2 separate regions of the Homo sapiens genome follow, and region 2 is linked to region 1. Evidence: read pairs that join two places in POLR2A ChIA-PET (ENCODE). Cell type or tissue: MCF 10A. All regions are shown on one strand. Each heading gives the region's core, and the rest is flanking DNA. Links, peaks and the distances in the headings are about the cores only. Region 1 has its middle 10 kb from the start of VDAC2. Region 2 overlaps SAMD8 (sterile alpha motif domain containing 8).

Region 1 (16,194 bases), core at 677-8,676:
ATTTTTTGTATTTTTAGTAGAGTCGGGGTTTCACCATGTTAGCCAGGATGGTCTCGATCTCCTGACCTCGTGATCTGCCAGTCTCGGCCTCCCAAAGTGCTGGGATTACAGGTGTGAGCCACCGCGCTCGGCCTACCTCATTTTTTTAATCTATAAAATGACAAATGAAACGAAGTGATCTTTAATAGCCATCAGCCATAGTCTCTGAGCAAAGCCTTTTCCCCCTTGACTTTCTCTGGCTCTGAAAGCCATGTCTGCTCAAATGCTCTCAACGTTCTACCCTCCTCCTAAACCAGAAAAGGATAGGCTTCCACAGTTCAAAACCCAGATGAAAGCTGCAGCCTGGAAGATTTCCCTCCCATGAGCAAGCCCAGCCAGCTGTCTTGCCTGGTCATGACTGGGCTTACTCATGTTGCAAAAGGTTAGCAGAATTTACTTCTAAGACATCAGGCACCAGAAGCCCTCATTCATTCCTTCATTCGAGCTCAGACAGGTCGGTTTGCAGTCATCCTGGCTCTTCTGGGAAATAGTCTGGTATGTTTGATGTTATTGTGAGGCTAACAACAAAGACCGGCATTTCCATCCCAACTGCACCACAGCACCCTACCTCCCCGAAACACCCAGTCTGATAAATGAGTCACCTCCACTACCTGCAGCAGGGCTTATTCACAATGTGAATTTTCTGTAGCAATTTGTAGCCCCCTGCACTTCACTTTCTCTGTGGCTTCACCTTCTGCAAACCCAAGGAATGTACACAATACCTAATGACCAGGGGAAGAAGATCTGTGGCTAAACAGGGGAATAATGGCAGTTTTTTCCAGAGCTGAATTTAGTAAATAAATATGAGTGCTTACATCCAAAGTCCTTTAGACCAAAGCGGCATTAGTAGGTAGTTACTACCTACCACAAGCAACTACTTTGTGTCATCCACAGGGTAAGCAAAGTCCACTGAGACACAGTCCCTACTCTCAAGGCACTTAACAGTCAAGTGTGTGTAAAGATGTCAAGAACAGGGGAGGGTCCAAAAGTTTACCCTACTTGCAAACTATCAAGTTAGTCTGCCATAGTTTCAGAGGCTCACAGATGCTAGCAGAAGACATGAGACGTATGGGTCAAGGACAAAAGACTCTCTTACTTGTGGCCCAGCAGGCAGTGTAAGCTTCGTGTTTTGCCTCAATTCCCCCTGTCCTCTGTGTCCCTCAAGGATGATGCCAGAGCAGCTTAGGTGGATGCTGTGCACAGCATGCATTCGTGTCACAGCCAAGGAACCCTAAGCTTACAAAACCACGTGTCTTAGAAGGAGCTGCTAACAAATCTGCCCAACCTTCATACTGTGAAAGGAAAATATCTTGGGCCCCCAAGATCATTAAGCTAAAGGGAAAAGTCAAGCTGGGAACTGCTTAGGGCAAACCTGCCTCCCATTCTGTTCAAAGTCATCCTTCCGCTCACTGAGATAAATGCGTATCTGATTGCCTCCTTTGGAGAGGCTAATCAGAAACTCATTGCAACCATTTGTCTCTCACCTACTTGTGACCTGGAAGCCCTCTCCCCACTTCGAGTTGTCCCGCCCTTCCTGACCACTTTAAGTTGTCCTGCCTTTCTTGACCGAACCAATGTTTATTTTACATATGTTGATTGATGTCTTACGTTTCTCTAAAATGTATAAAACCAAGCTGTGCTCTGACCACCTTGGTTACATGTCGTCAAGACCTCCTGAGGCTGTGTCAAGGCTAAGTGTCCTCGACCTCGGCAAAATAAACTTTCTTTTTTTTCTCTTTTTGAGACTGAGTTTCGCTCTTACCACCCAGGCTGGAGTGCAATGGTGTGATCTCTGCTCACTGCAACCTCTGCCTCCTGGATTCAAGCGATTCTTCAGCCTCAGCCTCCTGAGTAGCTGGGATTACAGGAGCGCCACCACCACGCCCGGCTAATTTTTGTAATTTTACCACACTAAAGAGATGGCTGCTTTACTGTGTTGGCCAGGCTGCTCTCAAACTCCTGACCTCAGGTGATCCGCCCACCTCGGTCTCCCGAAGTGCTAGGATTACAGGCGTGAGCCACGGCGCCAGGTTTTTTTTTTTTTGCTTTTTGTTTTTTTTTTTTGAGACAGAGGAGATAGAGTTTCGCTCTTTCGCCCACACTGCCACACTGGAGTGAAGTGGCACAATCTCAGCTCAATGCAACCTCCGTCTCCCAGGTTCAAGCGATTCTCCTGCTTCAGCCTCCCAAGTAGCTGGGATTACAGACACCTGCCATCACACCCGGCTGATTTCTGTATTTTTAGTAGAGATGGGGTTTCACCATGTTGGCCAGGCTGCTCTCGAACTCCTGACCTCAGGTGATCCACCCACATTGGCCTCCCAAAGTTCTAGGATTATAAGCATGAGCTACTATGCCTGACCTGGCAAAATAAACTTTCTAAATTCTCAAATTTAAATTCTAAATTCTGAAATTTCTCAAATTTTCGGGGTTCACAATCCCTGAGGGGGAGATTATTATACTGCTCAGGAAATAAAATCTTTTCTCTGCCCCAGAGAGAGATACTATCTTCCAAGGCTGTTTGCTAAGTAAACATCCTTGGAAAGATAGTCTGAGACAAAAGCTGCCATAAGATGGGTAGAAACACCATGGAGAATTGGCCCCAACAAAGGATGGGGTATGGGAAAGACAAGCTCAAGATGTCACAAGTACAGTATTTTTGTGGGGAGCAGGGTCTTGCTGTGTTGCCCAGGCTGGTCTTGAACTCCTGACGTCAAGCAATCCTCCCATTTCAGCCTCCCAAGTAGCTGGATCACAAGTGTGAGCCACCACACTCGGCTCCTGCAAGTACAGTTCTAAGATGTAAATACAGAGAACCTTGAGCACAGTCAGATGGAGGAGCTACTTGCACTAAAGTTTGAAAGCAGGACTTACCAAAATTAGAAAGCCAACAGGTGGAGGCTGGGAAGGCAAAATTCTAGAAAGAGGATGTGCAAAATCATAGGAGTGCTTGAAGTGGCAAGAATTGTTTGGAAACCACATATGATTTTTTTGCTTTTGATTTGTTTTTGTTTTTGTTTGAGACACAGTCCCGCTCTGTCACCCAGGCTGGAGTACAGTGGCACAATCTTGGCTCACTGCAACCTCCGCCTCCCGAGTTCAAGTGATTCTCCCGCCTCAGCTTCCTGAGTAGCTGGGACTACAGGCACGTGCCACCATACCCGGCTAATTTTTGTATTTTTAGTAGAGACAGGGTTTCGCCATATTGGCCAGGCTGGTCTCAAACTCCTGACCTCAGGTGATCTGCCTGCCTCGGCCTCCCAAAGTGCTGAGATTACAGGTGTGAGCTACTGCGCCCAGCCAGTTTTTTGTTTGTTTGTTTTTGAAACAGGGTCTCCCTGCATTGCCCAGGCTGTTCTCAAACTCCCAAGCGATCCTCCTGCCTCAGCCTCATGAGTAGCTGGGACTACAGGTGTGTACCACAGGGCCTGGTGGAAACCACAAGTAATTAAGTAAAGCTGGAACAAGCTATCAAAAAAGTTGAGAAATTAGACTAAAGATGTTGGCTGGAGCCAAATGCTGAAGGTCCTGAAAGCAGCAAGTGAGGACAAGTCTAGGGTGGCTGGGAGCAATATTTCTGATTTAAGCAATGGGGAGGACAAAGGTTCCACCCACTGTGGGAAAGTCTGCAGGAAGAGGGGCAGGTGTAATGGTGAAGACCATGATACCATTTTGGATGAATATGAGGAGCCAGGTCTACATCGCAATGCAGTTGTCCAATAGGCAGTTAGGAAGTTTTGGAGAAAGGTCTGGCTCAGAAGCATGGGTGTAAAAGTTAGTTTTAATTATGACTAACCATGGGTGTGGTTTAAGTCAGTGAGCTATGGGATAGGAATAAAGACACTAGCAGCCTAAAGGACGAGGCCATGGGGAGCATTAGTCTTTTGTTGTTGTTGTTGTTTTGAGACAGAGTCTCACTCTGTCACCCAGGCTGGAATGCAATGGCGTTGTCTTGGCTCACTGCAACCTCTGCCTCAGCCTCCGGAGTAACTGGGACTACAGGCATGTGCCACCATACCTGGCTAATTTTTTTGTATTTTTAGTAGAGACAGGGTTTCACTATGTTCACCAGGCTGGTCTCGAACTCCTGACCTCGTGATCCACCTGCCTTGGCCTCCTGAAGTGCTGGGATTACAGGTGTGAGCCACAGTGCCCAGCCTGGAGCATTAGTCTTTTAGGGGCAAGCAGCAGAGAAGGAGCTAATGAAGAGAACTGACAAAGACTAGCCAGGAGGATAAAAAGAGAACTCAAGAGGAGCATTTTCGTGGAAGCCAGAGGAAGAGAGCACTGGGTAGAGAAGGGAGTGCTCAACAGTGTCACAAACTGAGGAGAGGTCAAGTGAGGCAAGGGCAGAGAGCATTAGGGCCAGACACAGTGGCTCACACCAATAATCCCAGCACTTTGGGAGGCCAAGGCAGGAGGATCACTTGAGTCCAGGAGTTTGAGACCAGCATGGGCAACATGGCAAGATCTCATTTCTGCAAAAAATGAAAATTAGCTAGGCACAGTGGTACGTGCCTGTAGTCCCAGCTACTCGGGAGGTTAAGGCTGGGAGGATCGCTTGAGCCCAGGAGTTTGAGGTTACAGTGAGCTATGATTGTGCCATTGCACTCCAGCCTGGGCGAGAGATCAAAACCTTGTCTTTAATAATAATAATAAATAAAAGAAATAGCAGCATTAGCTGCGATTACTGTGTAACAAATTGCCCCCAAATTTAATGGCCTAAAACAAGCATTTTATTATCTGAAAGTTTCTGTGGGTCAAAAATTAAGGACTGGCTTATATGGGTGGTTCTGGCTTGGGGCCCCTCAGGGGGTTGCAGTTGAGATGCTAGCTGGGGCTGCAATCATCTGAAGGGTTAACGGCACTCAAGGACCTGCTTTCAGGATGGCACCCTCATGTGGCTTTTGGCAGGAGGCCTTAGTTCCTTGCCATGTGAGCTTCTCCATGTGGCCGCCTGGGTGTCCTTGTGACATGGCCGCTGGCTTCTCTCAGAGCAAGTGATCCGAGAGAGACACTGAAGCCACAATGTCTTATATGATCCAGCCTCAGAAATCGCACTATCATTTCTGCCTTATTCTGTTTGTTAGAAGTGAGTTAGTAAGACCAGATCACACTCAAGAGGGGGAAGTTAGGCTCTAGCTTTTGAAAGGAGTATCAAAAAATTTGTGGATATTCTTTAAATCCCCACAGCCTTTTTTTTTTTTTTTTTTGAGTTGGAGTCTCGCCCTGTTGCCCAGCCTGGAGTGCAGTGGCACGATCTCACTGCAACCTCTGCCTCCTGGGTTCAAGCAATTCTCCGCCTCAGCCTCTTGAGTAGCTGGGATTACAGGCGTCGGCCACCACGCCCGACTAATTTTTTGTATTTTTAGTAGAGACAGGGTTTCACCATCTTGGCCAGGCTCGTCTTGAACTCCTGACCTCGTGATCCAACCACCTCAGCCTCCCAAAGTGCTGGGATTACAGGAGTGAGCCACTGCACCAGGCCCCCACAGCCTATCTTTTGAAAGGAGTGTCAATTTGTGGATATTCTTTAAATCCTCACAGCCTATGCCATGGTCACATTTACTTTCATTCCTCCCACATGGAAAACATACTCACTCCCTCCCAAAACCTCCCCGAGATCCCAGCCTTCACGGTAGCCACATGAGGCTCCTTGGGTGTAGTTCCTTGAGTACAGCAGTTCCTCTCCATCTGAAGACCTGTGAACTAAAGAGATATCAACACACAATGGTGGGATAGGCACAGCATAACTGCTACAGACACCCCTGTTCAAAAAGGGGGAAACAGGAGGTACCCAGAAGTCACAGGTCCACAGAGATTCTGAAATCCAGCCAGGCAAACTTGGAGGTTCCCTTATTAGGACTCAGTCCTCCTCCTGCCTGTGCCAGATGAGGTCATGCAGGGAGAGCCAGCCCTAGACACACACTCCTCTTCCTGCCCCTGGCCTCTGTCCCACACTGGGAGGGGCACACCCTAGCCTGCACATCCAAGCTCTCTCCCCATCACATACATACCCTGCTTGACCACCCCAACGGCTTAGGGGTATGTCACTGGCAGTTCAGTCCATCTTCTGAAGGAGGGACTCTGAGGGAAAGTCCATGCAGGCCCCAGAAGCAGGCTCAGGATGGCTTCAAATAGGAATTCTGAGGTCTCCTGTATGCAGAGTTTGGTCTAGATATGGAGAGGGTGGGCATGGGCTCTGGTGGGCATGTTCACTGGGCCCTGCAGGCTCCTCACCTCATAGGAATGGGCACAACCTGAGAAGGGTTCTGGTGGGGCCTTCCAAAGCATGAGACCCAGGGGGGCCCTCCAAAGCCTGAGACTCAAGGCAGGGGCCCTCCAAAACATGAGACCCAGGGGGGGCCCTCCAAAACATGAGGGCCAGGGGAGGGGCCCCTCTTCCTAGGTTGAAGGGCAATACTGGGGCTAGGGACTGAGAATCTTCCTGTGATTGAAACATGTTAGGATGAAATGAGAGAGAGAGAGAGAGAGGACTGCAAGCTGGGGTTATGGTTAGAATGTGAGACACAGGGAGGCAAGATTTCGCCATGGCACATTCAAGGTGGTGAGCAGCTGTAGAAGCGTGGAGTGAAGTGAAGCCCAGTGGAGCTGAGGTGATCAGGGCTGTAGCTGAGGCTAAGATGTTGAAGCTATGCACCCCCCCCACACACACCCAGCAAACAGTGGTGGGGTCGGCACAGGTTATTGACAGAGGTACTGATGTCACCAGGGTGTTGCCAGGATAAGAGATGAGGAGGACAACGATGAGTCAGGTACCAAAGTCTTCAGGGGACATGGAGGTGTGACCAGGAAGCTGGCCATAAAGGATGGCAGGAAGTAAAGGATGGCAGAGCTGATGGCATGAACCTCGAAGCAGGTGATCTTATAGGAGGTGACGAGCGAAGTAAGTGGCCCCCTCCCAGCCCCAGTCCAGTCGTGGGGTGTGGAAGGGAGTCTTCCCTGGGCTCCAGTATCCACGGGGAAAGGTGAGGAGAGTGAAAGAGCATTCAGTGGTGCAGCTGAGAACTTAGGGTAGTTTGTTAACAACAGCACAGGCTTCTAGAGGGGCACAATGGGATGGGGTGAGGAGGGCAACAGTAGAAGTTCAAACCAAGGAGAAGGAAGTGCAGACAAGACTGGGATAAAACTAGGAAGAGCAGAAATGAACAGATGAACTCATATTTTGGGGAGTTAGGGCCAACGGCCAGAGGTGCGGGGCATGCTAGGGTTCAGTGGGCTCAAAAGTCAAGCCAGTGCCTGTGAAAATCCATTAAATCATGCATAAAGGACAGTGTGCCTGGTTTTGGGTATACAACCTCGGGCTGCCATTTTTAGCCACACTAAAACATGAAAACCACTGATCTAGACTGTCTATCAAATCCTAGGAGTGACTGGGAGAAAGGAGGAGCATTCTGCGGCTTTCCAGATCACATTCAGGGTTAATCTGCCCGATTTAGTCTTTAATATACAATGTGATTATTAAAGCAGATAATGGAGTTATAGCTCAACAGTCAGGACACAAGTTAAGTACAAGCTTCATGCAGCTCCTCTCAACTGATATCCCAGTTTAACCATTCAGAGTTGATATAAAGTTTGATATAAAAGGACTTTCCCGCCGGGTGCGGTGGCTCACGCCTGTAATACCAGCACTTTGGGAAGCCGAGGTGGGCAGATCACTTGAGGTCAGGGGTTCGAGAGCAGTCTGACCAACATGGTGAAACCCCATCTCTACTGAAAATACAAAAATTAGCTGGGCGTGGTGGCGCATGCCTGTAATCCCAGCTACTTGGGAGGCTGAGGCAGGAGAATTGCTTGAACCCAGGAGGTGGAGGTTGATCCTCCAAGATCGTGAGCCAAGTGAGCCAAGATCATGCCACTGCACTCCAGCCTGGGCAACAAGAGCCAGACTCGGTCTCAATTAAAAAAGAAAAAAAAAAAAAGGGACTTTCCAGCCAGGCTCAGTGGCTCATGCCTGTAATTCCAAAACTTTGGGATGCTGAGGCGGGCAGATCACTTGACCTCAGGAGTTTGAGGCCAGCCTGGGCAACATGGCAAAACTCCATCTCTACCAAAAAATACAAAATAATTAGCTGGGTGTGGTGGCACACACCTGTGCTCCCAGGTACTTGGGAGGCTGAGGTGGGAGGGTCGCTTGAGCCCAGGAGGCGAAGGTTGCAGTGAGCTGAGGTCGCGCCACTGCACTCCAGCCTGGGTGACAGAGTGAGACCCTGTCTCAAAAAAGAGAAAAAAAAAGGCTTTCCTATTCATTGTTCAGTCAGTAACCTGTGGCCTTGCTCAGAGTTCTGGTTGGAACACTGGTGAAACACTGTTTTGTTTCTTTAAAAAGCTCAGCACAGCTGGGCGCAGTGGCTCACGCCTATAATCCCAGCACTCTGGGAGGCCGAGGCAGGCGGATCACGAGGTCAGGAGTTCGAAACCAGCTTGACCAACATGGTGAAACCCCATCTCTACTAAAAATATAAAAATTAGCGGGCCGTGGTGGCGCACACCTATAATCCCAGCTACTCAGGAGGCTGAGGCAGGAGAATCACTTGAACCTGGGAGGCAGAGGTTGCAGTGAGCTGAGATAGCGCCATTGCTCTCCAGCCTGGGCAATAAGAGTGAAACTCCATCTCAAAAAAAAAAAAAAAAAGCTCAGCACATTCTGTGGGAATGCTTAGCCCCAATAGTGGGGATAACGCAGAGACTCCTGCTCAAGGATCTTCAGTGGCTCCCATTTACCCATAGGATAAGGTCCCTGACACAATGATGATGGAACCATGATCCTATCTTGCCTCTGTCACAGTCATGTTTCCCACCTGCCACCTGTGCCAATTCAGGTCACAGGCAATTCCCAAATCACGGTTTGTTTAGTGTCACTGCCATTGCTTATGCTCACTGTACCTAGAATGCCTCCTTGTCCCCACTGTTTTAAGTTAAATTCTCTGAATCCTTATAAAGCCCAGCTCAAATATACTCCCACCACAATTTTCTTCTGTCTTACCAGCTACAAGTTCATTTTATTTCCTCTGAAATTCTATGGAATTTGTTACCTTATAACATTTATTACATATTTTCTTTTTTTTTTTAATTTTCCGAGTGAACATCATTAACACAATATTTTCGTTTTTCTTTTCTTCCTTTCCTTTTTATATTCTTTTTTTCTTTTTTTTCTTTTCTCTTATTTTTCAAAACAAATGCAGTGGCGCAATCTCAGCTCACTGCAGACTTAACCTCCCAAGCTCAAGCAATCCTTTCACCTTAGCCTTCCAAGTAGCTGGGACTACAGGCACGTGCACCACCATACCTGGCTATTTTTCTTATTTTTGTAGAGACAGGGTCTCTCTATATTGTCCAGGCTGGTCTTGAACTCCTGGGCTCAAGTGATCCTCCTGCCTCGGCCTCTCAAAGTTCTGGGATTACAGGCATGAGCCACTATCCCCAGCCCACTTTTTTTTTTATACTAAAAAAAACCAAAAACCACAACTCTGCTTTCCCCATCAAGCTCTTCAATAGAATCTTGCCCTGCCCTGCCCTGCCCTGCCCTGTCCTGCCCTCCTTTCTTTTTTTTTTGAGACAGAGTTTCACTCTTGTTGCCCAGGCTGGAGTGCAATGGCGTGATCTCAGCTCACCACAACCTCCGCCTCCCAGGTTCAAGTGATTCTCCTGCTTCAGCCTCCCAAGTAGCTGGGATTACAGGCATGTGCCACCACGCCTGGCTAATTTTGTATTTTTAGTAGAGATGGGGTTTCTCCATGTTGGTCAGGCTGATCTCAAACTCCTGACTTCAGGAGATCCACCCGCCTCAGCCTCTGAAAGTACTGGGATTACAATTGTGAGCCCCCCGCGCCCGGCTGAGAATTGTTTCTTACTCAACTCTATCCCCACCACCCACCAAATATCTAATAATGATGACACTAGTCATGAATAATAAACACAATCAAAGTAGTCATGGCTAACACATATCAGGCACTTCCTTTGTGCCAGGCATTGCTCGAAACAATTCATGTGCTTTATTTAATTCTCTCTCTCTTTTTTTTTTTTTTGAGATGGAGTCTTGCTCTGTCACCCAGGCTGGGGCGCAGTGGCACGATCGTGGCTCACTGCAACCTCTGACTCCCAGGTTCAAGTGAGTCTCCTGCCACAGCCTCCCAAGTAGCTGGGATTACAGGCACCCACCACCATGGCCGGCCTATTTAATTCTCATAACAACCCTATGAGACAGGTACCATTAAGCGTGAAACACAAGCTTACGGAGATGCACAGGCCTGGCTTGGGATGCATAGCTAGTTCTTCAAGAGCTAGAGACAGAATCTAAGCCAGCTCTCTCTGAGTGTGAGGCGCATACTCTGAGCCACCACTTATATTGCCTCCTCATTGTCAAAGCCTTCCCCATGGAGGGTGACTAGTAATATTTATACAACATTTAAAGAGTCCACTGCTTTGGACTATTCCAGTCATGACTTGCATCCATTGACAGAGTTGCCTTCAAAATTCTTTCCTTTTAAATTTGTAGTGAGGACAGGAGCTTCCACAGTGAGGGTAAATTGGGCAGCAGGGAGGGGGCTTCTCCAAGACCTTTCACTGGGTCACCACTGAGAATGTCTCGTGATTCACATCCCACAGCTGCCTGAATCTACTATGTGGCTGCCCTGTGTCTCTGGGGCCAGTGTGGGAGGCAATGGAAGGAGGGAAAGGGAGCATTCTGAAGCCTGGGAAAGTCACACAGGCAATTTGGCTGGCAGCCGCCTGGACACTCAATACAGAGGGAAGCTGATGAGGAGGCCAGAGGGACAAAGGGCCATTATTCTGGCTGTAGGAGTTTGGTCAGTTTGATACTGGGTGACCCACCATCTCTCCCACCAATTTGAGTTCTCCTAGAGCTTTGGTGGGAAGTAAAGCAATTGGATTTCAAATGAGTCACATCCTATGTCTGGAAACTGAGGCAGTGTCAGGGCTAGTTATGGCTGTAAGGACTGATCAGCCATGACTTTGAGGACTTTTGAGGACCACCCTCTCGCTCCAATCCCCACTACACCCCACTGCGAGATGAACACAGCTCTGAGTACATGACTCCCCTTTTCAGAACCTCTCCATGAAGCAACCCACATACCAGGTAACATACAGGTTAAAGCTCTCCACGGCATGGCCTAAACTTAACTTTCTAAGCCAGCACAGCTTTGTTGAATAATTACACATGTCATTAATATAATTTACATATACAGAAAGAGCTCTGTGATCAAATAGGTTGGGGAAACTTTGGATTAAACCAAGATTAACCCATTTTGTAAGTGTAACTTCTCAGAGCCCCACTTTTGTGCAGGATGAGTCTCTGAGAGAATGCAGTATGGCTCCAGTTTTTTACAGAAGGATCTTGAGAGACTAAAAAAGTATGCTGCATTAAATATCATTCCCACCCTGAAATTTAACCAGTTCTTCCAGGCCCACTGTGGCAATCATAGAAAGGTGCTGTTCCGATCTGCTGTTGTGAGGAGCAGAGGGCTGACTGCTGCAGCTGCTGGGCTCTGGACCTACTGATGCCAGGCAGGCTGCTCCCCGCCAAAGACCTACACTCATGCAGGGCCACCCCTGCAAAACCCGGGACTCCTCTAACAGGCTGCAGCTTTGGCTTGAGGATGACCTTTTGTCCTGGCTGAACTTTCTTAGAACTGTGTTGCCATCTGAGGCTCTTCCCACTTTATCTCCCCTCCTTCCTGTGTCACAATGTGCACACTTACACAAAGACATATAGTTTGGAACATATATAAGCTCTGGAAAACTTTGTAATTTTGAGTTGGTCTGGTGATAATTTCCAGGCCTTTGCACTGGTTGCAGAAATAAAAACTCTCTTCCTCCCTAGTTCATCTGCATCTTGTTACTGGGCCATGAGAAATAGCAGCCCAACCCTCAGTTTGGTCCAGGAACAAGAGGGTCTTACCATGTTGCTTGGTCTGGCTTCAAGGGATCCTCCCACTTCAGCTTCCCAATATGTTGGGATTACAGGCGTGAGCCACTGCGCCCAGCCTGGTGGTGCTTGTTAAGCCCTGTTAAATACAACCTGGAAGGGCGGTTTGAGCAGTGAAAGCCTCAGACTCAAGTTCAGCAAAAGTAGAAAAAAATGGCAGAAAACCAAAGGAAGGAAATTCCAAAGGCTGGTGAGAGACAGTGTATCGATGAGGGAGCACAATGAGGACACACAGAATCCAGGCTTTCCTGGCCTTCTCCATTAGTGCAGCATGTCAGGCCACCTTAGTTTTAGAGTTTTCCCAAGGAGTCTGACTTGGCAAGGGAAACCACAGCTCAGGAGTGGTGGCTCCCAAACTAACCTGTTGCAGGTCTTTGTAGGAGGAAGCTACTGGAATTCTTAGATCTTCTGCCTATGTGTCTAGCTGTGGCCTGGCCTCTGTGGAGGCTCAGTTAAGGGCTTCACTCTGTCCCAGGAGTCCAGCATTGCTCTCAGAGGGGAGAAAAGGTTATTTTCACTTACTCCAGCTCTTCCCAAAATCTCATTAGTTCCTTGAAACCATAGCACCAGGACATTTTACTTCCAGCTGTAAGTCACAGCAGGAAGAAATGCCTACGGCCCTACTTTGGGGGCATAGCCCAGCCCTAAAGGCCTCCTTGCTCTTTTTTTTTTTTTTTTTTTTTTTGAGACTGAGTCTTGCTCTATTGCCCAGGCTGGAGTGCAGTGGCGCCATCTTGGTTCACTGCAACCTCCACCTCCCGGGTTCAAGCGATTCTCTTGCCTCAGCCTCCCAAGTAGCTGGGATTACAAGTGCCCGCCACCACACCCGGCTAATTTTTGTGTTTTTAGTAGAGACGGGGTTTCACCGTGTTGGCTAGGCTGGTCTCGAACTCCTGACCTCAAGTGATCTACCCGCCTCAGCCTCCCAAAGTGCTGAGATTACAGGTGTGAGCCACCGCACCGGCCACCTCCTCGCTCTTATAGGTAAGGGAGCTCATGTGTAGCAAGGTCTCCTCCCCACAGGATCCTTCTTCTGTTCTAACTGGATGATCCTCCATGACCAGTCTCTGTTTTTCTTCATTTAAGCCCTTATGTAACAGGGAAGTTCTACGTGTATGTGTATGTATACAGATGTGGGCTTTTGTGGTTGTAGTTTTTTTGGGGGGTTGGAGGAGGGGAAGGTAGGAGGAGTTCTTGTTGAGAGTTGAGGCTGCTGCCACAGCTGCCCTACAAGTAGAAAGCCACCGGGTTTATGAAATTCAAATATAGAGGCCAAAATGTACCAGGGACGCCACCGTCACCTCCAAAACAACATCGATTTATCTGCATTTCCAGCAATTTTATGAGACAAGCTACAAAGATACACCATTTAGATGAATCACTCTGCTCTCTGCAGTGCCAAGAACTTCAAGCATAGTTAATTCAGAATGACTAGGTCCAGTTAACAAGAGTTGGTTTGTCTGAATCAAAGTATATTTAAAGAAACTCCATTTTATTACCTCAGGAATCTAGTGGAACTATGCTAATAAATTGCTCCTCTGTGTAGATCTTAAGGGAAATATGCTTTAATGAACAGATGAGAATATTTCCTAATTCAGTCTATCCATTGTTTATATAGAAAGGGTTACTCATCAAGTGTTTAAGTTTACTTGAAATGCTTGCTCTTGTTTACAATCAGTATTTTAATGAACCCTGTGTTTATAAATGGTTTAAAATAAACTATCCATCTTGTCATTCCCTCTAAATTAGTGAAGTCCCAACTAATGCCTCAATGGCTCTGTTAGCATAAAATCAAAAGTCATTGTACCAGCTGGGTACGGTGGCTCACACCTGTAATCCTAGCTCTTTGGGAGGCCGAGGTGGGAAGATCACTTGAGGCCAGGAGTTTGAGACCAGCCTGGGCAACATAGTGAGACCTCGTTTCTACAAAAAATAGACCAAATTATTTTTTGTGGCCATGTGCCTATGATCCCAGCTACTTGGGAGGCTGAGGTGAAAAGGATCACTTGGTCCCAGGAGGTCAAGGCTGCAGTGAACCATGATCACGCCACTGCACTCCAGCCTGGATGACAGAGGGAGATCCTGTCTCAAAAAAGAAAGGAAAACAATAAAAAAAAAAAAAAAAAAAAAAAATCATTGTACCCATCACTGGAAAGAAATACTTAGCTTTTGCATGGGCTGTTCTTCCAGGGGTGGGGGTTTGGGGATCCGGCCCTATTCTTTCATATTTTGTGACACACATTCTTTCTCCCTCCTTTCTATGAATGTTTATTAAGGAACTAGTAATGTGTCAGACACTGTGCTGGGGTCTAAGTAACAGTCAACAATCTCACAGTCTAGAAAGGGAGACAGACATGAACAATGGGCAAGTATTGTAAAGTGCTGTAGGTACAAGGATAGCTGTATGAACAGAGGACAGTGGGGTTAGAGGAGTCAGTTCACCTAGGGAGCTTCATGAAGGCTTCAGCGTTGAATGGATTCTTAAAAATGGGGGATACGGCTGGGGGCGGTGGCTCACGCCTGTAATACCCACACTTTGTGAGGCTGAGGCAGGTAGATCACCTGAGGTTAGGAGTTCGAGACCAGCCTGGCCAACATGGTGAAACTCCGTCTTTACTAAAAATACAAAAAATTAGCCGGGCATGGTCGTGGGTGCCTGTAATCCCAGCTACTCAGGAGGCTGACGCAGGAGAATCACTTGAGCCCGGGAGGTGAAGGTTGCAATGAGCAGAGATCGTGCCACTGCACTCGTCTGAGCAACAGGAGCGAAACTCAGTCTCAAAAAAAAAAAAAAAAAAAGGGTGGGGAGGCCATAAGGCCGGGCGTGGTGGCTCACGCCTGTAATCCCAGCACTTTGGGAGGCTGAGTCAGGCAGATCACCTGAGGTCAGGAGTTTGAGACCAGTCTGGCCAACAGCCAAGATAGCACCACTGTATTCCAGCCTGGGTGACACAGGGAAACTCTAGTCTCAAAAAAAAAAAAAAAAGGAGGATATATTTAGTTGCACCATGGGCTATTAAAAAAAGAGAGGATGCTCCAGGCACAGTGGCTCACGCCTGTAATACCAGCACTTTGGGAGGCTGAGGCGGGTGGATCACGAGGTCAGGAGATCGAGACCAGCCTGGCCAACATGGTGAAACTCTGTCTCTACTATAAATACAAAAATTAGCTGGGCGTGGTGGCGGGCACCTGTAGTCCCAGCTACTTGGGAGGCTGAGGCAGGAGAATCACTTGAACCGGGGAGGCGGAGGTTGCAGTGAGCCGAGATCGTGCCAACTGCACCCCAGCCTGGGTGACAGTGCGAGAGTCTGTCTCAAAAAAAGGAGAATGTGTTTGGCAGACAGGGAGAAGAAGGGCAGCACATGAAGGAAAGGTGCTCGGGCCTGATACTGCAACTGCAAGACATATTTAGCCAGCTGCAAACAATATGGCAAGAATGAAAATGACAATGGATGGGATATTAGGGGAGAAGGTTACCCAGCAAGACCAGGCTGGAGAGGTCAGCTAAGGCCCGATTGGAACCTACGCAAGACAGTGCCTGCTCAAGTTCTACCTCCTCATGAAATTACAAGCATGAAATAAGACATAGACCCCCAGGTGTTGCTTAGCCCATATCCCCAGCCATGTCATGACCCATATATGCCCAGTCCAGGTCAAGGGAGAGCACGGGTTGGCTGTCCTCAGCACCAGACCCATATCGCATCTGGAGGATCATATTTAGGGCCTCAGTGACAAATTAGGGGGCATTGATGAGGCAAAAGAGTAAATCTCATCCCTGTTACTCTGTCTGGGCCATAGGCAGATGTCTAAAAATATGATTGCTGGCTGGGTGCAGTGGCTCACGCCTGTAATCCCAACACTTTGAGAGACCAAGGCAGGGAGATCGCTTGAGCCCAAGAGTTTGAAACCAGACTGGGCCACAAAGTGAGACCCTTTCTCTAACAACAACAACAAAAAATTTAAAAATCAGCTGCGTGGGCTGGGCGCAGTGGCTCACACCCGTAATCCCAGCACTTTGGGAGGCCGAGGAAGGTGGATCATGAGGTCAGGAGATCAAGACCTGCCTGGCCAACATGGTGAAACCCCGTCTCTCCTACAAATACAAAAATTAGCTGGGCATGGTGGCGTGCACCTGTAGTCCCAGCTACTCGGGAGGCTGAGGCAGGAGAATCACTTCAACCTAGGAA
Region 2 (16,194 bases), core at 4,170-12,169, 61 kb after region 1:
ACCAGGGAGGTGGAGGTTGCAGTGAGCCAAGATCATGCCACTGCACTCCAGCCTGGGTGACAGAGCGAGACTCTGTCTCAAAAAATCTAAAGTACCCAAGGAGCTATAACTACACAAAAATAAATTAAGCAGTCCAGGCCATGATGGCTCATGCCTGTAATCCCAACACTTTAAGAGGCCAAGGTGGGAGGATCGTTTCAGCCTAGGAGTTCACCCAGCCTGGGCAACACGGTGGGACTCTATTTCTACAAAAAACTTAAAAATTAGCTGGGCATGGTGGAACATGTCTACAGTCCCAGTTTCCTGGGAGGCTGAGGTGGGAGGATTGCTTGAGCCCGGGAGGTTGAGACTGCAGTGAGCCATGGTCATGCCACTGCATTCCAGCCTGGGTGACAGTGCAGTGTGAGACTGTCTCAAAATAAAAAATTAAATTAAAATTAAAATTAAATTAAATTGAAAAATTAAAAGAGCAGTGGTTTTTCTCACACACCTAGGCTTAAGGCCTAATTTACTCTAAGTGAAAAAGGTAATTTCAAAGCATTTTATACCGCCAGATAAAGCAAATGGAAAGTATACATCTACCACAATAAGAAACAATATAATTATCATAAATATAGTATCATTGCTGTTAATTATAGCAACATCCTACAAACTTAGCAACTAGAAACAAAACTTACCTGTCTAAGAATATATCTGGGAGTGGTGGATAGGTCTGCATGTCAGGCACTCGCTCATGGACTATAACCATAATGAAAGATGTAAATCCAAATACTATAAAAACATATATACAACTCAGTATAGTCTTCCAGTATTCTGGGTCCAATCTTCGAACAGAATGTTTGTTTTTACCATTCATGTACTGGTACTGATCAGAATTCAAGTCAGTTATGGGTCCGTCACAGTCATGGGAAAGCTCCCCATTACAGAGCCAGTCTGTACTCTGAAGAGCACTGATGAAAGGGGTCATGGAACCCATGGGACTGTCACTGTTGTAGCCCATCTCTTCTAAAACATCAATATGTATTTTCTGCAATTTTCGGACTGAGAGCATTAACCTTTTAATGTCCCCTAAGACTTTGATTTCCAGAGGAGGAGACCGGAGATCATATTCAGTCAATGTTAGCAATGTGATTCCATCAAGTCGGTGCTTATTGCATAAAATGTCCACATATTCAAAAAAGCCTTCATCCTTCAGCCACACAGCTACATGCTTGGTAGTCCAGCGGCGAATGCAGAGTTGATTAGGACCTGCCATTTCCTCCTCCGCTGCCTGTAGAGAGAAAACAGGAAAACAAAACAAAAGCTTCAGTATGTCCTAACAATTTCTTCAAAGACAAACACACATAAATACACCAGAAACAGGCCAGGCGCAGTGGCTCATGCCTACAATCCCCAGCACTTTGGGAGGCTGAGTTGGGAGGATCACTTAAGCCCAGGAGTTCGAGACCAGTCCTGGGCCACGTAGCAAGATCCTATCTCTACCAAAAAAAAAAAAAAAAAAAAATTTTAGCCTGGGCATGGTGGGACACCTATAGTCTCAGCTACCTGGCAGGCTGAGGTGGGAGGATCACCTGAGTCTGGGAGGTCAAAGCTGCAGTGCGCCATGGTTGTGCCACTGCACTCCAGCCTGGGCAACAGAGGGAGATCGTCTCAAAGAAAAAAAAACAAAAAACTATATATATATATATGTAGAGAGAGAGAGAGAGATGTACACACACACACACGCACACATATGTATATACACACACGCACCCCAGAAACAGTAATTTACCTACACTATCCTATTGGTTTCTAGAGTAAAAGAAACAAAAATTATTCAATAATGAATGGTTTTCAATAGATTAACACACTAATAATTTTATGCATATGACTCCAACAGCAGAAGAAAATTTAATAACCAAACATTTTTACAGAACGACATTTTACAAATGGCTTTTCCACTGCATGAGTCACAATTTAATTAAAAAGCCTACTCGAGAACTGAGAAAAATCCCATTTTAATACTTTTCATAAAATCAAGAAATATAGGAAGATTTATTATATTTTTAAAAATCAAAGAAAAGAGAAAAAAATCCGATTTCTGAAATCTCCATGTTCATGGAAAACGTATCTCCCCACCTGGGGGGAAATAAACATAAAGGAAAGTAGATAACTGTAATTCCAGGGAACCCTTTAGATTAAGCGTATTTCTAACTACTGCACACATAATGATTTCTATAACAGATATGAAGCCTTTAAACTAGACATATATTTGAATCTCAATAATAACTCAGTTCTTTCTACAGCTTTGAATATTACATTATAGAACTGAATAGGGCATTTTATTCTTAAACTATCACGGACTTTAGCAATAAAATTTTTAAAAGAAAACTGTCATTTCCATGTACTCACAAATTTGATGACCCAGACTTTATACTGCAGAATAAAAGGCCAATAAGGTGCTATGTTTTAAAAAGTACCAATAATTTTTACTACTTTGATTTCACACAGCTCTATTTATGTTCTTCTTTTATTGTAAAACATTCAGTTACTTGGGCCTTCTCAGGTTTATAAAGTATATCAGATACATAGGAGACAAAGGCCTACATGGAAAAAAACACTATTTCTCAAAAGTACTTTCTCAACTATTAAAGCCTGTAGGTTTTCTGACACTTTCCAGACCTCTGAAGATTGTATTTCCACCTGAGATAATTTTTTAAAAATGGTAGGCAAACTTCAAAGCATAAAAGAATAAAATGATACAACGAACACCTATGTGCCTATTACCCAGCTTGAAAAAAAGAAAAACTGTTCTAATACAAATGTTCTTTTTTAAAAATCTGCATATTAGTTACATGAGTTTGTTCCTTTTGTGAAAATTCATCAAGCTGTATAATTGTGATCTATACTTTTCTCTATATATGTTAGATTAAACTTTATTTTCAAAGTCTTGAAAAACCAAACAAAACATCAATACAAATGAATATCCTTCTATCCTGAAGGACAAATGAATGAGGACAGCATCCTCTTCCTTTTCCCACAATGTAATAATTCTTGATTTGAGTGTTTATCATGGCCTTATAAATGCATTGTTGGCTATGAAAAACTTTCTGTGCTTCCTTACAACAAGCAAAGTTAAAAGCTGGTACTGCGGCCGGGCGCGGTGGCTCACGCCTGTAATCCCAGCACTTTGGGAGGCCGAGGCGGGTGGATCACAAGGTCAGGAGATCAAGACCATCCTGGCTAACAAGGTGAAACCCCATCTCTACTAAAAATACAAAAAATTAGCCGGGCATGGCAGCGTGCGCCTGTAGTCCCAGCTACTTGGGAGGCTGAGGCAGGAGGATGGCGTGAACCTGGGAGGCAGAGCTTGCAGTGAGCCGAGATTGTGCCATTGCACACCAGCCTGGGCGACAGAGCAAGACTCTGTCTCAAAAAAAAAAAAAAAAAAAAAAAAAGCTGGTATTGCTCTGCATTCTTTCCCTACCCACATAAACTCCTGCCACGAAGACTTACAGTAACTTGGCAAAGGCAGACACTAACTACATGAGCACCATTTATATCATCAAAACTATTTAGAAAACAAGAAATAAGCTTGATAAAATCCACCCACAGATGAATGTCAGGGAAGTGTCAGTTAAACATTAAGTATTTATTTCTTTATTACTAAAAGCAATCGTAATTTTTGGAAGACTTAAGTCATATTTTGTTTCACAAAAGAACTTATATTATTGACCCACATAGTTTCCCTGTCTTTGAAAATTATTATAACATCCATTTACAAGGAGTCTGTATTTTTTACAAAGTTGTCTAATTCTTATGCATTATGGAATAACAAAAACTCTTAACTCTTTTTAGCTGTAGCATATCATCACCACCTCAAATGTCAAAGAATTATGATTTATTCACTTTAACACATGGAACTTATACATTTATTATATTATTTTATATCATTTATTATATCATATATACAATTCCATTAGAAATATGATTTTGCTGTTTTAGTTCACATGGATAACTAGATGCTTTCACCCTACCTACTATACATATCTTCTTTTACCCAAAGTATCTCTGACTAAATTACTTCATCCTTGGATATCCAACAAGCACATGCTATAATCTCTGTAGTGGTTATGATATAGCAAATCTGAGAGACAAGTTTCCTTCACATAAAACAAAGCCAGCCGGGCATGGTGGCTCACGCCTATCCCAGCACTTTGGGAGGCTGAGACGGGTGGATCACGAGGTCATGAGTTCAAGACCAACCTGGCCAAGATGGTGAAACCCCGTCTCTACTAAAAATGCAAAAAAATTAGCCAGGCATGGTGGCGGGCGCCTGTAATCTCAGCTACTAGGGAGGTTGAGGCAGAGAACCGCTTGAACCTGGCAGGCAAAGGTTGCAGTTAGTAGAGATCACACCACGGCACTCCAGCCTGGGCAACACAGTAAGACTCCGTCTCAAAAATAAAAAAAAATAAATAAAAAATACAAGGCCAGATTTCTTCAGTCACATTATTTCTAGTCTGTTAACATTCCCCTTTCTCTAACAGCTTACCACCAATGGGTTCCATGTCACTCCCATTCTTGTAGCATTATTCGTTAGGACAGTTTCCTCTCATACTCTGTTCAAAATGATTCTTCTCTTCTTTTATATGTTTTTTTCCACTGTCTTAGCTCACCAGTTCTTTACAACCTCAATCAGGCTAATAGGCTTTGATGCTGACGTTTTAGCTGCTAGAAAATATAAGTTATACGTGGAAGTCTCTTGGAAGTCTTTGAGCCTGCTGTGGGAATGCCCTAAAAGCATGACACATTTCACTGTTCTGCTTTATCAGGTCAGTGCATGCCCTTTAATTGTATGCTACTATATAATAGTTAAGAGGCCCATACTAAATCACTACTTAGCTAACCCTGTGAAAGCCTGCATGAAAGAGGTATATTAAAAGATGATAAAAAGCTTTAGGGCCAATTTAATATTTATGTTGTACCAAAGGAATTACAGGGAACAGGAGACTTTGAATGATAAATACAAATTGATAAAATAAGGAAATTAGATTAGTAAATGTTTAAGAATTCAGCTTTTATCAATAATTAATACAAATAAATGATCTGTTAAAGGACATGTGCTTCTGACCAAGATTTACTAACAAGAACCAGATTTATCCTCTGACCTGAAACAACCAAAAAACAAACAAAATATATGGGGAAAAAAAAGTTTCAGCCAGGTGCGGTGGCTCACGCCTGTAATCCTAGCACTTAGGGAGGCTGAGGTGGGCGGATCACCTGAGGTTGGGAGTTTGAGAACAGCCTGACCAACATGCAGAAACCCTGTCTCTACCAAAAATACAAAAAATTAGCCAGGTGTGGTGGCAGATGCCTGTAATCCCAGCTACTTGGGAGGCTGAGGCAGAAGAATGGCTTGAACCCGGGAGGCGGAGGTTGCGGTGAGTTGAGATCGTGCCATTGCACTCCAGCCTGGGCAACAAGAGCGAAACTCTGTCTCCAAAAAAAAAAAAAAAAAAAAAAAAAAAAGTGTCAAGACACTGGACATCAGGAAAATCCCTGAGAGCCAGGAAACAAATAAGGTGAACCCTACTGCCCCAGGTTACGGCCTTGAGTTTCCCAGCCACAAGAGGCACAGGATGGGAAACTCATGTGAGGCCTGGCAGGCTCACTGAGTTGAAGAGATGGAGCTGAGAGTTTGGGGCAATCAAGATGGCTAGTGTTTATGGGGCACAATACTGGAGACGAGATACACAGACAAGAACTCCAGAGATCTGCGGGTCTCTCTTGAATATTTAGCTGAATGCCTATCAGCACATGTATGTAAGGAAACTAACCAAGACCAAGGAAAGACCACCCAATTGAATTCCCAGCACTCACATGAGGCCAAGAAAAGTACCTATTCCAAAGAGCCAGATTGAAAAAAGGTCTCATGAACAGCTTTGGGTAGAGTACACAGAAAGATCTTGCCATAGTAGTAAGGCAAAACTAACCCTAAGGCAGCAACTCTCAACTGCGGGCAATCCTCCCCACTTCCTGGAACATTTGGCAATGTCTGAAGACATTTTTGGTTGTTACAACTTTGGGGGGGAATGATGTTAAACATTCTATAATGCACAGGACTATCCCCTCCCCCAACAAAGAATTATTTGGCCCCAAATGCCATGGTGCTGCTATTGAGAAACCCTACCCTTGACTAAACATGTCTCTGGGTTCATCCTAACAAATCTTAAAAGGAAGACTCAAAAGGATCAAACTCTGTTCAAGTAGTTGAACAGCATCCCACAAAAAGCTCAAGAATATTAATAGAAATACCAAAGTATCTAGAGCCCAACAATGAATTCATAATGTCCAACAACTAATTCATAATGTCTGGAATCTATTCAAAGATTGTCAGGCATGCAAAGAAGCAGGAAAGTATCACTTATAATGAGGAGAAGAATCAATCAATCAAGAACTGACACATTTAATAAAATTAGCAGATAAGGAAATTAACTCAGTTATGATAATTGTGTATTACATTTGTCCAAAAAGTTAAATGAAGAAATAGACACATAATGGCCAGGTGGTGGCTCACGCCTGTAATCCCTGCACTTTGGGAGGCAAGGCAGGAGGATCCCTTGCGGCCAGGAGTTCAAGGTCAGCCTGAGCAACAAAGGGAGATGTCCCCTGCCCCTGCACCATCTCAACAAAAAAGGAAATAGATAAGTAAAAAAAGACTAACGCAACTCCAAGTTCTAGAGATAAAATGAAATAATCTGAGATGAAAAATACCCTGGATGGGACTAACAGCTGCTGAGCCACTGCAGAAGGTAAGAGCAATAAATGTAACTAAGTAACAATAGAAACAATTCAAGGGCGCTGGTTGCAATCCCAACACTTTGGGAGGCTGAGGTGGGAGGATTGCTTAAGCCTATGAGTTCAAGACCTGCCTGGGCAACATAGTGAGACCTCGTCTCTATAAATAATTTTTTAAAATTAGCCAGACATGGTTGCCCATGCTTGTAGTCCCAGCTACTCAGAGGCTCAGGCAAGAAGGTCACCTAAGCCCAGGAGTTCAAGGCTGCAGTGGACTGAGATCGCGCCACTGCACTCCAGCCTGGGCAACAGAGCAAGAGCCTGTCTCAAAAAAACAATGAAAAGAAAAGAAACTTTTCAAAATAAAACACAGAAAAAAAAGAGAACTTTAAAAAAGAGACTATTATTCAGCCTTAAAAAGGAAGGAAGTTCTGACGCATGCTACAACATGGATGAGCCTTAAAGACATTATACTAAGTGAAATAAGCCAGTCACAAAAGGACAAATACTGTATGATTCCACTTATACGAGGTAACTAGAGTAGTGAAATTCACAGAAACAGAAAGTAGAATGGTGGCTGTCAGGGACTGGGAGCAGGGAGAATGAGTCATTTTTTAATAGGTACAGAATTTCAGTTTGGGAAGATTTTTTAAAAGTTCTAAAGATGGATGGTGATAATGGTTGCACAACACAGTAAATGTACTTAATGCCACTGAACTATATAAAAAAATCATTTCAGCCGGGAGCAGTGGCTCACGCCTGTAATCCCAGCACTTTGGGAGGCCGAGGTAGGCGGTCACGAGGTCAAGAGATGGAGACCATCCTGGCTAACACTGTGAAAACCCCATCTCCACTAAAAATAGAAAAAAAGAGCCTGGCATGGTGGCGGGTGCCTGTAATCCCAGCTACTCTGGAGGCTGAGGCAGGAGAATCACTTGAACCCGGGAGGCAGAGGTTGCAGTGAGCCGAGATCGTGCCACTGCACTTCAGCCTGGGTGACAGAGCAAGACTCCAACTCCAAAAAAAAAAAAAAAAAAGTTTAAATTATAAATTTGGTTGTATATATTTTACCACACACACAAACACACCAAAGAAAGAACATCAGTGAGAGGTGGAACAACATCAAACAGCTTCCAAAAGACAAGAGAGAACAGAAAAAATATTTGAAGTAACAATGGCCAAAAATTTTCCAAATTTGGTGAAAACCATAAACATGTGTATCCAAGAAGCTTAACAAACTCCAAAAATAAGAAACAAGAAGAAAGCTATACCAAGGCATACCAAAATCAAATTACTTAAAAACAGTGACAATGAGAAAATCTTAAAAGCAAAAAGAGAAAACAGACACATTAGGAACAAAGGTAAGAATGATAAGAGATTTCTTACTGGGCTCAAGCCAAGCTAGAATACAGTGAAACAACATAAAGTACTGAAAGAAAAAAAAAACAACAACCTAAAACCGTAGGCCCAGTGAAATATCATTCACAAGCAAAGGCAAATACTTGTTCAGACACACAAAAGCTGATTTCATCACCAGCAGACATGCACTACAAAAATTTAAGGTCCTTCAAGCAGAAAGAAAATGTTACCATACCAAAATATGAATCTACACAAAGAAATGAACACCAAAATGGTAGCCACATGCATAAATATATACATTTTTTCTTACTATTTAAGTTAGTTAGTTTATTTATTTATGAGACAGAGTCTCACTCTATCACCCAGCCTGGAGTGCAGTGGCATGACCTAGGCTCACTGCAACCTCTGCCTCTGGGTTCAAGAGATTCTCCTGCCTCAGCCTCCCCAGTAGCTGGGATTATGGGCCCGTGCCACTGCACCAGGCTAATTTTTGTATTTTTAGTAAAGACGAGATTTCACCATGTTGGCCAGGCTGGTCTTGATCTCCTGACCTTGTGATCCACCCGCCTCGGCCTCCCAAAGTGCTGGGATTACAGGCGTGAGCCACCGCGCCCAGCCGCAGTACCAGCTTTTAACTTTGCTTGTTGTAAGGAAGCACAGAAAGTTTTTAATAGCCAACAATGCACTTATAAGGCCATGATAAACACTCAAATCAAGAATTATTACATTGTGGGAAAAGGAAGAGGATGCTGTCCTCATTCATTTGTCCTTCAGGATAGAAGGATATTCATTTGTATTGATGTTTTGTTTGGTTTTTCAAGACTCCTGACCTCAGGTAATCTGCCTGCCTCGGCCTCCCAAAGTGATGGGAGGCACTGCACCCGGCCTTAAGTTTCTTTAAAAGATAATTTAGGCCGGGTGGTGGCTCATGCCTGTAATCCCAGCACTTTGGGAGGCCGAGGCGGGCGGATCACATGGTCAAGAGATCGAGACCATCCTGGCCAACATGGTGAAACCCCGTCTCTACTAAAAATACAAAAATTAGCTGGGCGTGGTGGCACGCGCCTATAGTCCCAGCTACTCAGGAGGCTGAGGCAGAAGAATCGCTTGAACCTGGGAAGCGGAGGTTGCAGTGAGCCAAGATCGTGCCACTGCACTCCAGCCTGGTGGCAGAACAAGACTTCGTCTCAAAAAAAAGATAATTTACTGTTTAAACAAAAAGCAATGTACTGTGGGATTTATAACATATGTAAAACATATGTTAACAATAGCACAAAGGTTGGGAGAAATGGAAATCCACTAATATCAGCTAAAATAATACCACCAAGAAGCTAAAGAGAAAATTAAACCCAAAGCAGAAGGAAATAATAATGATGAGGGCAGAAATCAATAACAAAGGCTGGGCATGTTGGCTCATGCCTGTAATCCCAGCACTTTGGGAAGCTGAGACAGGCGGATCACCTCAGGTCAGGAGTTTAAGACCAGCCTGGCTAACATGGTGAAACCCCATCTCTACTAAAAATACAAAAATTAGCCAGGCATGGTGGTGGGTGCCTGCAATCCCAGGTACTCAGAAGGCTGAGGCAGGAGAATTGCTTGAACCCAGAAGGTGGAGGCTGCAGTGAGCCACCTGGGCAACAGAGTGAGACTCTTTCTCAAAAACAAAAATAAAAATAAAATTTTTTTAAAAAGCAAGTGTAAGGAAAAAAAAAAGATGCAAGGCAAGACCGTCACTCTCACCACTTCTACAAAACATCAGAAGTTCTGGTCAGTGTAATAAGATAAAAAAAAGAAGCAAAAGGCAGGCCAGGCGTGGTGGCTCACGCCTGTAATCCCAGCACTTTGGGAGGCTGAGGCAGGTGGATCATGAGGTCAGGAGATCGAGACCATCCTGGCTAACACGGTGAAACCCTGTCTCTAATAAAAATACAAAAAATTAGCCGGGCATGGTGGCAGGCACCTGTAGTCCCAGCTACTCGGGAGGCTGAGGCAGGAGAATGGCGTGAACCCGGGAGACGGAGCTTGCAGTGAGCGGAGATCGCACCACTGAACTCCAGCCTGGGAGACAGAGTGAGACTCCATCTCGAGGAAAAAAAAAAAAAAAAAGTAAAAGGCATACAGATTAAAAAGGAAGAAATAAAACTCTATTTGCTGACAACTTGATTATTTATGTTGAAAATTCAATAGACTATACCAAAAACAGTTACTAGAATAAGTCAGTTTAGCAAGATTGCCACATATAGTATCGACAAACAAAAATCAATTGTCTTCCTTTCTTTTTTTTTTTTTTTGAGACAGGGTGTCACTCTGTCACCCAGGTTGGAGTGCAGTGGCACGATCTCGGCTCACTGCAACCTCCACCTCCCAGGCTCAAGCCATTCTCCCACTTCAGCCTTCCAAGTAGCTGGGACCACAGGTGCATGCGCACCACACTTGGCACACTTGGCTAATTTTTAATATTTTTGGTAGAAACAGGGTTTTGCTATGTTGCCCAGACCCATCTCGAACTCCTGAGCTCAGGAGATTCACCTGCCTCAGCCTCCCAAAGTGTGGGATTACAGGCGTGAGCTATCACACCCAGCCATCAATTGTATTTCCATATACTAGCAACAAACAATCAAAAATTAAAATGTATAAAATACCATTTATAATAGCATAAAAAATATTAAATACTCAGGGATAAATCTGACAAAACATGGGCAAGACCTATATGCTGAAAACAACAAAAAACACTGCTAAGACGAACACCTAAAAATGAGAAATGAGTAGGTCAGAAGAATCAATACTGTTAAGAGGACAATTTTCCCCAAACTTATCTGCACATTCAACCCAATTCCAATCAAAATCCCAACGGGCCTTTAATTTTGTAGATATTGATACATTTCATAAACAGCTGATTTAAACACTTATTATACAACTACCTGTATTTGTTTTCTATTGCTTTGTAACAAATTACCGTAAGCTTACCGACCACTCGAATTCTTTACTGCATGGCCTCCTCTTTTCCCAAAAATCAGCAGCTTCTTCTGTGTTGAATTCCCTTCCCTTGTACTTGGATTATTTCTCCAGGAAAAGCCCAGTCCCTTTTAAGGGTTTGTCTGATTAGATCAGGTCCACTGAGGATAATCTCCCTTTCTTAGTCACCATGGGAGTGATATCCCATGATTAGGTGGGATTACAGGTCCCTCCCATTATACAAAAGCATAGGTCATTAGGAGTCATTTTAGAATTCTGTATCTTGACAGGGCGGGGTGGCTCAAGCCTGTAATCCCAGTACTTTGGGAGGCAGAGGCGGGTGGATCACTTGGGGTTAGGAGTTCGAGACCAGCCTGGCCAATATGGCAAAACCCTGTCTCTACTAAAAACACAAAAATTAGCCCGGCTTGGTGGTGCTTGCCTGTAGTCCCAGCTAATCAGGAGGCTAAGGCAGGAGAATTGCTTGAACCCGGGGACTTCTGCCTATCTCAGTACTCAAATCAAGACAAAGTGGTGTTAACATAAATCAAGGAAACAGAATATAGAGTCCAGAAACAAACCTATACATATATAGATATCTGATTTTCTACAAATGTGCAAAGGCAATTCAGTGGAGAAAACACAGTCTTTTCATTAAATGATGCTGGAACAAATGGATACCCATATGTAAAAACCTCAATTCATACTTCTACCACATATAAGAATTAACTGAAAATGGATCATAGACCTAACATAAAACCTAAGACTAGAAAATTTCTAGGAGAAAATCTTTCTGACCTGGGTTAGGTAAAGATCTCTTAGATGTGACACCAAAAACAAAATCCATATAAAAACAAATTGATGAATTGGTCTCCATTTCTCTAGGTCGGGGACAGAGGAAGGATTTTTAGGGTTTTTAGTCTGCAAGTTTCTGCATGGTTTGAATCTTTTATAATTAAGTCTCTCTATAATAAAAAGCCAAATATATAGAAGCAATATATATTCACTGAAGAACAGAAAATTTGAAAACTAATCCCTAAAGGATCACTCCTTATAATTTGTTATATTTCTCTCACACACAAAATTTTCTATAAAGAGAAATCACATCATACATAATTCTGTATCATTTTGCTTAACATTATTGCATGAGTCCTGTCTAATGCTATTAAATATCTTTTGAAAAGATAGTTTTAAAACATTCCATTGTATGACTATACAATAATTTATCCATCTCCCCATTGTTAACAATTGTTCACTATTTTATTATTATTATAAATGGCATTGCATTGCTTTAGGTTAAATTTCTAGAAGTGGAATAACTGTATCAACAAATCTGATTTAAATACTAACTCTTATTACACCATTAAAGCGTGGTCCACCTTAAAAAGCATTTCATGCAAAGCTTGGTACTTGTCCAAAATGTTAATGGGTGGTGACCCACGCCTATAATCCCAGTACGTTGGAAGGCCGAGGTGGGCAGATCACTTGAGGTCAGGAGTTTGAGACCAGCCTGGCCAATGTTGTGAAACCCTGTCTGTATTAAAAATGCAAAAAAAAAAAAATTAATCGGGCGTGGTGGTGCATGCCTGTAATTCCAGCTACTCAGGAGGCTGAGGCGGGAGAATTGTTTGAGCCTGGGAGGCGGAGGTGGCAGTGAACTGAGTTCACACCATTGCCCTCTAGCCTGGGCAGCAAGAGCGAAACTCCGTCTCAAAAAAAAAAAAAAAAAAAGAAAAAACCACTTAAGCATCAAAGGTCAATACCTATCAAGGTGCTGAGAGAACAGTCATTCCTGCAGAATCCGATTATCAACAGGAATTATTCAAACTTAGTTTTAAGTCACAGATAACAGATAAAAACACCGGACTGTTCTGAACAATATGAAATATCTTATCTTTTGGGTGACCTCTGGTTAGAATTTTTGAAAACTGTTTTTAAGAAGTGCAATTTTCAGCAAGTAAATGCTTTACTAGTAAATTTGTTTCTTTTCTCTCCAAACAAATTTAGTTCATACTAATTAGAGATTTCAGCAGCCTAAGAGCAAAAGAACTCAGTATATTTTCTATTATATTCTTATATCCATACTTGATGAAATGAAAAAAGCTTATCATAAACATAACAACCTTACATTTGGTACTCCTAAACATTAGCCCAGATAGTCTTTAGTCAATGAGTCTTTAATGCATCCCATTAGAGTGACCCAAATCTCTTTACAATAATTTAAATAATCCAAATGTGTTCTACCACATTAAAACTGCAAATACCATAGCACAATCAGCCCATTAACTGCAAAAAGAGATAATGACTTTGTCCCCACCCTACCTCTCCAACTTATCAGCTGCAGGACATTCTCAATACTACTGGAAATGGTGACCTGACTAAAAGGAGCACTGCCATCTACGAATCACCTCTGACTCAGTGCCTGTGGCAGATATGATGAAGCAGCACTCAGTATCCTTTCTAGTCTCCCTCTAGTCGTTTCCTCCTACTACACAGTCTGAAAAGCTAATCATTATTCCTCAGGGTCCCTTGCTACTAGGATTCAAATGTGAATCAGGTTCAGCCAACTAGATGCTCATGAGATGCTCATGAGATATGGAAAACAGATGGTGAAATGGGAGTTGTTTTACTGAAGTTTTGGCTATCCACAAGGATTATGGAAATGCTGACCACATGCACATAATTCTCCAGGTTTCAGTCACTAACTTTGTAAGGGTCATGAAGCAGCTGCAGTTGTGGGGCAAGTAGTAGTGGTTTCCTAATACCTGCATAACAGATACATGCTCTTTTCTGTGTGTGTGGTTAACTATACATAAAATTTACCATTTTTACCATTTTAAGTGTTATAGTTCTGTTTCCTTAAATACATTCACAATGTTGTGCCACAATTACCACCATCCAACTTCAGAACTTCATCATCACTCCAAGCAAAAACCCTGTAACCTATTAAGCAATAACTCACTATCCCCCTCATGCTCAGTCCCTGGTATTCTCTAATCTATATTCTGTTGTTATGAATTTCCCTATTCTAGATATTTCACATAAGTAGAATCATGCAATATTTGTTCTTTTGTGTCTCATTTCACTTAGGCTTCAAGGTTCATCTGTGTTGTAGTGTATGTCAGAATTTTCTTTCTTTTTTTTTTTTTTGAGACGGAGTCTCACTCTGTCACCCAGGCTGGAGTGCAGTGGCACGATCTTGGCTCGCTGCAAGCTCCGCCTCCCGGGTTCAAGCAATTCTCCTGCCTCAGCCTCCCAAGTAGCTGGGACTACAGGCACCTGCCACCACACCCAGCTAATTTTTGTATTTTTAGTAGAGGTGGGGTTTCACAATGTTGGCCAGGCTGGTCTCGAACTCCTGACCTCAAATGATCCACCCACCTCGGCCTCCCAAAGTGCTGGGATTACAGGCATGAGTCACCACGCCCAGCCCAGAATTTTCTTTCTAAGGCTGAATAATATCCCCTTCTATGTATATATCACATTTTGTTTACACATTCATCCATCCATGGACACTTAAGCTGCATTCATCTTCTGGCTATTGTGAATAATACTGCTTTGAACATGGGTAAACAAATATCTGTTCAAGTCCCTGCTTTTACTTCAGGTATATACCTAGAAGTGGAATTGCTGGCTTGTACAGTAATTCTGCTAAATTTTTTGAGGAGTCACCATATCATTTTCCACAGCAGCTGAACCATTTTACATTCCTACTAGAAATATGCACAAAGTGTTCTAATTTCTCTATATTCCTGCTAATACTTGTAATTTTCTGTTCTTTTTCTTAATAGTAGCCATTTTATGACATAAAGTAGTATTTCATTGTGATTTTGATTTGATTTCAGTAATGATTAGCCATGTGGAACATCTTTTCATATGCTTACTAGACCTTTGTATATTTTGCTTGGAGAAACACCTACTCAAGTCTTTTGCCTATGTTTTTACTGGGTTTTTTTGGTATTGAGATGGCGCATTCTCAAACTCAGCATTTCATGTTGGCCTCCTAATGCCAACCTTCTGACTGTAGCAAAGGTAGCATTCCTCTGACAGGCCAATTTAAATATTGTAGTAGAAGTCATTCCTAGCCCAGACCAAAGAAGTTTCTCTCTCTTGCAAGTGAACCCTGACTGATTACCAAAGGCTCTTTAGTCCTCTGAATTGTTGATTTCAGAACAAGCTAAGTACCCAAAGGTCAAGGCTTCAAGCTGTCTCATATAAGGTCCACATTCTGGTCCAATTCTAGGTAAGGCAAGGTAAGTTTATGTTTTTTCCCCTTAGCTTCCTGGGAAACTAAGCAGGATATGTTTTTCAGCTCTCTTCTCATTAACTATATGTACTTTTGCATTCTTTGGAATGAATGACATGTTTTATTTCAAAAAGCTATTCAATTATTTTTTCTCAACCAAGTACTTAGTGACAGGGGAAAAAGACTTGAATAGTAAAATAACCTATTAGTAACTTACACAAAACAAAAGCTCTGATCTGGCTACTTCATCTACCAAGCAGGTTCAACAGTAGTAAGAACATGAAAGCAGACAAGTACCATACTACAAATTAAAGAAAAAGAAAAGGGAGGAAAGGCAAAATGAGAGTGTATCTAGCCAAAAAAAAACCAAAAGAAAAGAAAAGAAAAGTAGCACTCAGTGCAGCAGAAGAGCTTAGTGGGTTTTTGTTAGGTTATTTTTGTTTTATTTTTAGGAAAGATAGAGTAATCAAGATGATTACTAAGGCCTATATGATTAGCACATGGTAGGTTCTCAATAAACATTTATTAAATAAATGTGCAAAAAAAAAGCAGCAATCAAAATAATAATTCATTCAGTTCCCCAATGTCCTTCTAAACAAGATTTTTTTTTTTTTGATACGGACGGAGTCTTGTCCTGTCGCCCAGGCTGAAGTGTAGTGGCGCGATCTCAGCTCACTGCAAGCTCTGCCTCCCAGGTTCACACCATTCTCCTGCCTCAGCCTCCCAAGTAGCTGGGACTACAGGCGCCCACCACCATGCCCAGTTAATTTTTTTGTATTTTTAGTAGAGAGAGGGTTTCACCATGTTAGCCAGGATGGTCTCGATCTCCTGACCTCGTGATCCACCCGCCTCGG

Evidence for each region. Peaks named below come from ENCODE experiments on the same cell type or tissue, not always from the same donor. Only the 100,000 strongest peaks of a DNase experiment are listed, where the experiment ranks them.
Region 2: POLR2A ChIA-PET joins it to region 1 with 5 read pairs; 13 of 35 experiments call an interaction of 5 or more read pairs at or near these places.

The regions. Positions count from the first base shown.
Region 1 is chr10:75,192,672-75,208,865 of GRCh38, reverse strand. No RefSeq gene overlaps it. Among named protein-coding and RNA genes, the nearest start is that of VDAC2, 10 kb to the left of the region's middle. RefSeq lists silencers at 601-895, 14,796-14,996 and an enhancer at 1,060-1,809. In MCF 10A, for the core only: no CTCF peak of the experiment used is centred there; a DNase peak (open chromatin) is centred at 5,935.
Region 2 is chr10:75,135,590-75,151,783 of GRCh38, reverse strand. It overlaps SAMD8 (sterile alpha motif domain containing 8), which reads right to left. Exons shown (of 6, transcript NM_001174156.2): 2 at 678-1,270. The coding sequence starts at 1,255. Among named protein-coding and RNA genes, the nearest start is that of SAMD8, 32 kb to the right of the region's middle. RefSeq lists an enhancer at 9,598-10,097 and a silencer at 12,625-12,792. In MCF 10A, for the core only: no CTCF peak of the experiment used is centred there; a DNase peak (open chromatin) is centred at 7,393.